Linked DNA regions of Homo sapiens: all the other regions are linked to region 2. The links are chromatin loops, found by intact Hi-C in ENCODE. Cell type or tissue: heart right ventricle. All regions are shown on one strand.

The links. Hi-C counts contacts between places; a loop is a spot of excess contacts. Peaks named below come from ENCODE experiments on the same cell type or tissue, not always from the same donor. Only the 100,000 strongest peaks of a DNase experiment are listed, where the experiment ranks them.
Region 1: it touches region 2 in a loop (16-fold over the local background); 9 of 110 quality-filtered maps call a loop at or near these places.
Region 3: a loop joins it to region 2, with 14 times the contacts of the local background. A loop is called at or near these places in 13 of 110 quality-filtered maps.

Annotation. Positions count from the first base shown.
Region 1 is chr12:66,859,838-66,862,337 of GRCh38, forward strand. It overlaps a transcript of GRIP1 not described here. Among named protein-coding and RNA genes, the nearest start is that of GRIP1, 180 kb to the left of the region's middle. In heart right ventricle, a CTCF peak has its summit at 1,512 (motif pointing left); a DNase peak (open chromatin) is centred at 1,504; H3K27me3 peaks cover 16 bases.
Region 2 is chr12:64,890,094-64,892,593 of GRCh38, forward strand. The region is part of intron 1 of LINC02389 (long intergenic non-protein coding RNA 2389); the gene reads left to right. Among named protein-coding and RNA genes, the nearest start is that of LINC02389, 7.6 kb to the left of the region's middle. RefSeq lists an enhancer at 1-44. In heart right ventricle, CTCF peaks have their summits at 968 (motif pointing right) and 1,173; no DNase peak of the experiment used is centred here; H3K27me3 peaks cover 860 bases.
Region 3 is chr12:65,982,306-65,984,805 of GRCh38, forward strand. No RefSeq gene overlaps it. Among named protein-coding and RNA genes, the nearest start is that of HMGA2-AS2, 35 kb to the left of the region's middle. RefSeq lists silencers at 1,196-1,767, 1,344-1,638. In heart right ventricle, a CTCF peak has its summit at 1,539 (motif pointing left); no DNase peak of the experiment used is centred here.

The sequences.
Region 1 (2,500 bases), 2.0 Mb after region 2:
TACTTGGCTTCTTAGTCCTCCTCAGCTCAGCATTAATAGATAGTCCTGTCCTATTACTAATTCTTCATCTGAAGGTCCCCTATCTGCAGCCAGTTTCTCCTTTCCTAAGATGGCAGGGCTCTGTTTATATTTCCAGGCATCCTGATGTAGAAACTCAGATGACTCACATGCAAGATATAAGTGATCATCACCTTCAGTCAGGAAGTCACCTTAAGTGCTTAACTTACAAACTTTCCAAAATTTACAATTTAATATAAGATCCTCAGATCCTTGGTCCGGAAATCAACTCTTTCCTTTGTTATCTATAGCAGGGGCTATAAGGATAGATAACTTATCGGAAAAGCCTGGGCTTCTAGGAGGCAGCTTCTTGAAGAAGCTTGGGCTTTCGAGTCTGACCCAACTAGGTGGAAGCTTTAAGTCATCACGTGCTTGCTGTGTGAATGCTTTGCATAGTTTCCTTTCAGGACAGTGGTATCTATCTCTTAGAGTTGTTACAAAGATTAAATATGAACCTCAGCATAATATGTACCAAACACGGGCACTTGGAGCATTCGTCTCTTAGCCCCTTTTTGAAAGTGTGTTGAGACAATAATCCGATACAATTTATAATAAGCTTCTTTCAGAGTTGCTATCACCTCACCTCTATCCTCTTCACATTTGAAAGGAAATCCTTTTTGCTGGATTGTACTTTTTTGCTGAAGTGTACTTTTTGTAACATGCTGCCCATTCACCGAGTGTAAGTTCCCCGGTGGTAGGTATCCTGACTTGACCACATCTGCAACACAAGCCCAAGTCCACTGCTTGGTGCAGATTAGGCTCTCAACACCTGCTTTACATTAAAGATGTGGAGGCCTTATGGTCAATGCATCTCAAACTTTAATGTGACTATGAATCACCAGAGAATCTTATTAAAATGCATATTGCGATACATAATGTCTAGAGTGGGCCTCAAGATACTCCCTTTTTTATAAGCACCAGATAGACCCATGCTTCCAGAACCACACTTTGAGTGAACGACATGCTAGTTTTCTTTCCTTACTTTCTGACTGCCACTATATTCCACATTGTGGCAACAGAAAGCAGTTTGTGGACATTTCATTCAAGGCCATTACACTATGCTCAACCATGTCCCTTCCTCAACACACAAAAAAGGGGAGGGCTACCCAGGATAATATCAGTGTGGAGACTATTTGCTGATATATCTCTACCTTATTAGGACAAGCTATTAAGTGAACTCCAATATTTATCATCAGAAAAATAAAAAGGTCCTTAAGGAAACATTAACAGTTTTACTATACCTCTTCTAGAGGGTAATGATACATAATAATATTCTGGCATATGATACACATTTATAAATCATTGGCATTTAATACCTTGTATTTCAAAAAAGTGTCATACCCTACGCTGTAATGTTAACAGAATGAGTATTTATAAATATACATGCCAGAAATGCAAACAGCCACATTTGCAAAGGCAACTGTCATCTGGTTACCACACAGTGCCATCTGCTGGACAGCTGCTGATGTGCAGCAGAAAAAAATGCAAGATGCTCTCCAGGAATAATAAAACATTTCCTGCAGCTTTTCAATGAGATTTACACAAACGAAGGCAACTTACACAGTTCTGCACTGGCTTGTTCAGAAAGAAGATTTTATAGCCCCTATGCTCTTTTGCTTAGAAAAGTAGAACAATTTTATAGAGATACGCATATTGCTGTGGGGCTAAAGGCTGAATACAGAAATCCCACATGGCCATGGAGAACAAAGAACTGTTTCTTTCTTCTGAAGAAAAATCTAGTTTTCTTATTACCACTGAAGTTTACATGAGTATTGTCTTCATCAATAAAATAATAGTTCACACTATTTTGCAGCACCTCTCACAAACAACAAATTGATATTAATAAAATAAAAACTATAATTTTCTAATCTATTTCACTTCTGAAAACAGGCTCCTCTTGAATCCTAAAATTGGTCAAAATTCTTTAGCACAAATGGTAAGAAAAGAATAAGTGGAAAAGACATAAGTCCTATGTAAGTCCTTATTGATATCTTTCATGGAAAACGCAATTTGTTCTACCATAGTAATGCTGTAACTTGGAAATGATTTAACAATTTCCTACCTGAATTAGTACTCAGTCTAGTCACAAGAACAGATCATTTAGGTCTCAGGTCTCATGCAGTCTTCAATTAAAAAAAATTAGGCAGATGTGTGGATTTAACTGGACACATTAAAGAATAATGATGAGTGCTAGGAAATATCTACTTTGGGATGTTAGAACCAATATATGTAACTAGGTCCTGTTAAGCAATTTTCTATGGAGGATCACAAAGGGCATTACTAGTGTTCACTCAATGACTCCTAGACTGGCTCTACTGAGGTTTTCCTAAGATTCTGAAGTGGAAAGTATGAATAAAATATGGATCAATAAAGTATCTTATAGGTACTTTAGAGGAACATTAAGTGAATTGCCTTAGGTCACAAAATCCTAATGGTGATGAAA
Region 2 (2,500 bases):
AAGGACAGTTGGGTGAACGAAAGGCAAACACCAAATGGTAAATGCACACTTGGGAGCTTCCTCTTCTTTGAGATAAGAAGGAAGGCTGAAGAAACAGGAATGTTGAGAAGCTGGTGTGGGGAAGTACAGCAGGTAGAGGTGGGAGAGAGTGACGGAATCTCTACTCCATTTGAACAGGAGATGGGAGTTTGGGCTGTAAGTGAAGGAGGTGGGGGAAATTGCGCTGCAGGAAAGAGAGAGAGAGGTGAAATGAAATAATTGCAGTGGACGTTGGAAATTTAAATCAGATTTAAAAATACTCCTGCCCCCTGGCTTAGGAAAAAAATGAACATAGGTAAGCCTTATCGAAATAAACATCTTCCTTCCATTTCATTTGTTCCTGTTTATGTTTGGAGGATTTGTATTTGATCAGATAGTTAATAAACAGATGAAATATGAGTACAAAGAGAAAGAGTTGCCGTTCCTATAAAATCTAAGATGAAAGCTTTGGAAAGGCTCGATAAAACTGAGTTACCAAAAAAGCATCATTGAATAAAAGGTGAGAGAGACAACTATAAGAGAAAAAAAATCATAAAAATCAGCGGAGGGAATTTTGTTTCACAAGTGTCTTAAGGTTCTCACCATATAATAAGCAAACGCTGGGCACTGTATATGATGTACAATGGTTTGGTTTGTGCAACAGAGACTAGCAGCAACTTGGTGGATCTGCATTCAGGAAAGAGACCCTGGCCATGCATCACATGATTGGTGAATACATGCGTAGTTAGGTGTATGTTCCAGGTTAAAGTGTTTAGTGAGCTCTGCATGTATAATTTTAATGATTCTCTGTTTTACTGACTTTTTTGATTTTTCAACCAATTCCCTGTCAGGTATGGTTGGATAAGAGGTATAAAAGGAGAGTAAAAAGGCTTGGGGTTTTGTTTTTCCCTCCTTCACTTGAAGTGAGCAGGAGTGTGATTATTTCATCTGACCACTAGATGTCACTATTGCTTCATGGAAATATTTTCCAGCTGCTTTGGCTCTAGCAATTTACGCTGGACATTTTACTCTTAACTGAGTGCTTGTGTGAGGAAAGGCAGAATGGGTCCCATTGTTACCTCCTTCACCTGTGCTCTAATCTAGTAAAGTTTAAAAAGTATATAGACGTGGCATTTGAATAAGGGGCACCCAGGTACAAAGTTCCCAGCTAAGGATCATTATTTCTTGAAGAATGACTTCGAAAACGGCTTCCTTTTATTTTATTTTTATTTTTATTTTTTGAGACGGAGTCTTGCTCTGTCACCCAGGCTGGGGTGCAGTGGCATGATCTTGGCTCACTGCAACCTCCACCTCCCGGGTTCAAGCAATACTCCTGCCTCAGCCTCCCAAGTAGCTGGGATTACAGGCGAGCGCCACCACGCCCGGCTAATTTTTGGATTTTTAGTAGAGACAGGGTTTCACTATGTTGGCCAGGCTGGTCTCGAACTCCTGACCTCAAGTGATCTGCCCGCCTCGGCCTCCCAAAGTGCTGGGATCACAGGCGTGAGCCACCTCACCTGGCCCAGCTTCCTTTTAAAACAAGTAGAGTGATTTATTGTAAGTAAGGGAAAATAAATGTTCTGTCTGATTTAGGGCATACACACTACCTTGTGTCCAGTGCAGGTCACTCTGTCATAACAAGCCCCACCAGGTGGCTATCCCTGGCTGCACAAAGGGTAAAGCTGCCGCTGAAGCCCAGCACCCCTCCCCAATGTGAGCCCCTACTCTATATGCTGAGGAATTCCTCAGGTCAGTAAAGTCACCTTCTGAGGAATTCCTCAGCATATAGAGTAGGGGCTCACATTGAGGAGGGAGGAGGGCCAGCCCTACAGTGTCCTGAGCTGGCCATGGAGATCCCCTCTACAGACCCTGACATCTGTTTCAGGGACCTCAGAGTTGAAAGAGCTCTTGGAGGTCACCTGCTTCAGTCTCCCACTTACTGCAAGCAATCCTTTGGTAACATCCTTGGTACATGAGTGCTCACCTGCTGGAACACTCTCTGTACTAAGATCCCTACTTGGTTGGGCGTTTCATTTCCTTGTGCGGCAGCACTGTTAGAAATCATATTCTATATTAAGCCAGAAGTTGCCTCCCTTCAACTTCCTTTAATCATTTTTCATGATTTCCAGACTCCTCATCAATTCAGGAGATAGGAAGGAAGGATGATGAAGGATTGATTCGGGATAATTCAGTCCTTATTTATTGAGCAGCTTTAGGGCCAAGGCCCTGTGCTAAGCAATCCAGAGCATCTCCTGGAGACAGTTGGGATTGTCAGTGTTCTTACTGTGTCTTTCCTGGAATGAGACATAACATTCCAGGTGAGGTCCAATTCATGCAAGGTATAGGGACAATTACTGCACTCGATCTGGAAGCTTCCATTGAATAAGATTATATCAACTTTTTATACACTATAACAATATTGGTTCATTTGTGGTTGAGGTAGATTTAAATTCCCAAGTCTTTTTTTTTCTCAGAATCAGTG
Region 3 (2,500 bases), 1.1 Mb after region 2:
GACTTTGTGTCTAAAACACCAAAAGCAAAGACAACCAAAGCCAAAATTGACCAATTGGATCTAATTAAACTAAAGAGCTTCTGCACAGCAAAAGAAACTACCATCAGAGTGAACAGGCAACCTACAGAATGGGAGAAAATTTTTGCAATGTACTCATCTGACAAAGGGCTAATATCCAGAATCTACAAAGAACTCAAACAAATTTACAAGAAAGAAACAAACAACCCCATCAAAAAGTGGGCAAAGGATATGAACAGACACTTCTCAAAAGAAGACATTTATGCAGCCAACAGACACATGAAAAAATGCTCATCATCACTGGCCATCAGAGACATGCAAATCAAAACCACAATGAGATATCACCTCACACCAGTTAGAATGGCAATCATTAAAAAGTCAGGAAACAACAGGTGCTGGAAAGGATGTGGAGAAACAGGAACAATTTTACACTGTTGGTGGGACTGTAAACTAGTTCAACCATTGTGGAAGACAGTGTGGCAATTCCTCAAGGATCTAGAACTAGAAATACCATTTGACCCAGCCATCCCATTACTGGGTATATACCCAAAGGATTATAAATCATGCTGCTATAAAGACACAGCACACATATGTTTCTTGCAGCACTATTCACAATAGCAAAGACTTGGAACCAACCCAACTGTCCATCAATGATAGACTGGATTAAGAAAATGTGGCACATATACACCATGGAATACTATGCAGCCATAAAAAAGGATGAGTTCATGTCCTTTGCAGGGACATGGATGAAGCTGGAAACCATCATTCTGAGCAAACTATTGCAAGGACAAAAAACCAAACACTGTATGTTCTCACTCATAGGTGGGAATTGAACAATGAGAACACATGGACACAGGAAGGGGAACATCACCTACCGGGGCCTGTTGTGGGGTGGGGGGAGTGGGGAGGGATAGCATTAGGAGATATACCTAATGTTAAATGACAATTTAATGGGTGCAGCACACCAACATGGCACATGTATACATACGTAACAAACTTGCACGTTGTGCACATGTACCCTAAAACTTAAAGTATAATTTAAAAATATATATATATATATATATATATATATATATATATATATATATATATATATATATATTTAAAGAAAATGTGGCAAAAAAAAAAAAAAAAAGAAAAGAAAAAAGAAGTCTAACACATAAGGAAAAAAAAAATTTTCTGTAACCCTTACTAGTATGTAAGCTCCTGGGGCAGACACCACATGAAGTATATCTGTCTCTGTATTGTGAGTCCCAGGCACATTGCCCGACACATAGTAGGTGCTCAATAATGTTTGAGGAAGGAAGATGAATTTCAGTAAAGGAAATAGAATTTATTAAGATTTATTAAGATCTCCTATCCCATCCCCTCCTGGAGATTATTTCTTTCTCTTTCTTCCACGTGGCTATCTTTGACACTTATGCTTACCTTCCCTAGGCAGTGTCATATGTTCTGAAACCTTCCTGCAGCATCAAACACCTGTCCTATGTCACATTACCACTGGGACTCTGCCCTCTTCTGGTCAATATGGGAACTGATCTTTTTTTTTCCTGATGCTATTTTAATGGATGATTAAGGGCTAACCTATTTTCCTTCTTTGTCTGTATTTCTATCTTAATTGGCAATTTCTGGAAAAACAAGAACTAGCCCCAAAGTAAAGACTTCAATCCATTTCTGTTTAGTAATATGTATATAAACCAAGCCAATTACCAAATTCATGAGGGATGAATCCATGTATACAACCATGGCAGTCTTCTTTCATGAATTTAAGACCTATTTATTGACTACCTATGTTAAAACAAAAACTTCCGCTGAATTAAATTTAAAGGAGTCTAATTGAGCAATGAGCAATTCATGAATCGGGCAGCCCCCAAGATCACAGCAGATTCACAGATACTCCAGGAATGCCTATGGTCAGAACAAATATATAGAGAAAAAAAAAGGAAGTGATGTACAGAAATCAGAGGTGAGGTACAGAAACTGCTGGATTGGTTACAGATTGCTGTTTGCCTTATTTGAACACAGTTTGAACACTCAGCAGTGTACAAGTGGTTGAAGTATGGCTGCTGGGATTGGCCAAGTCTCAGCTATAGTTTCAGGGCATATTCCTAAGTTAGGTTTTCAATCTTGTCGGCCTATTAAGTTAGGTTGCAGTTCACCCACAAGGACTTAAATAAAGAAGTACAGAGTCCTTCTCAGGCAATATTTAGTTTGCTTTAACAAATCCCCACTTTTGGTCATTTTTCTCAATTTTGAGGCATTAACCAAAACATTAGTCATTGATGTCACTATCACCATTGTAAATGTACTTATTTGGTCTTGAAACCCACTAGGAAACAGTAGAACAGTGAGTTTTGCAAAGGTAGGAACAAGGGCTTGAGTACAAGTTACCTCCTTTTGCTGGAATATTCTGTTTACAGGAGAAAAATGAAACCTGGTCTATTCTAAGATGTATGTGTTTGCTTAAAATCTTAGTTTGATT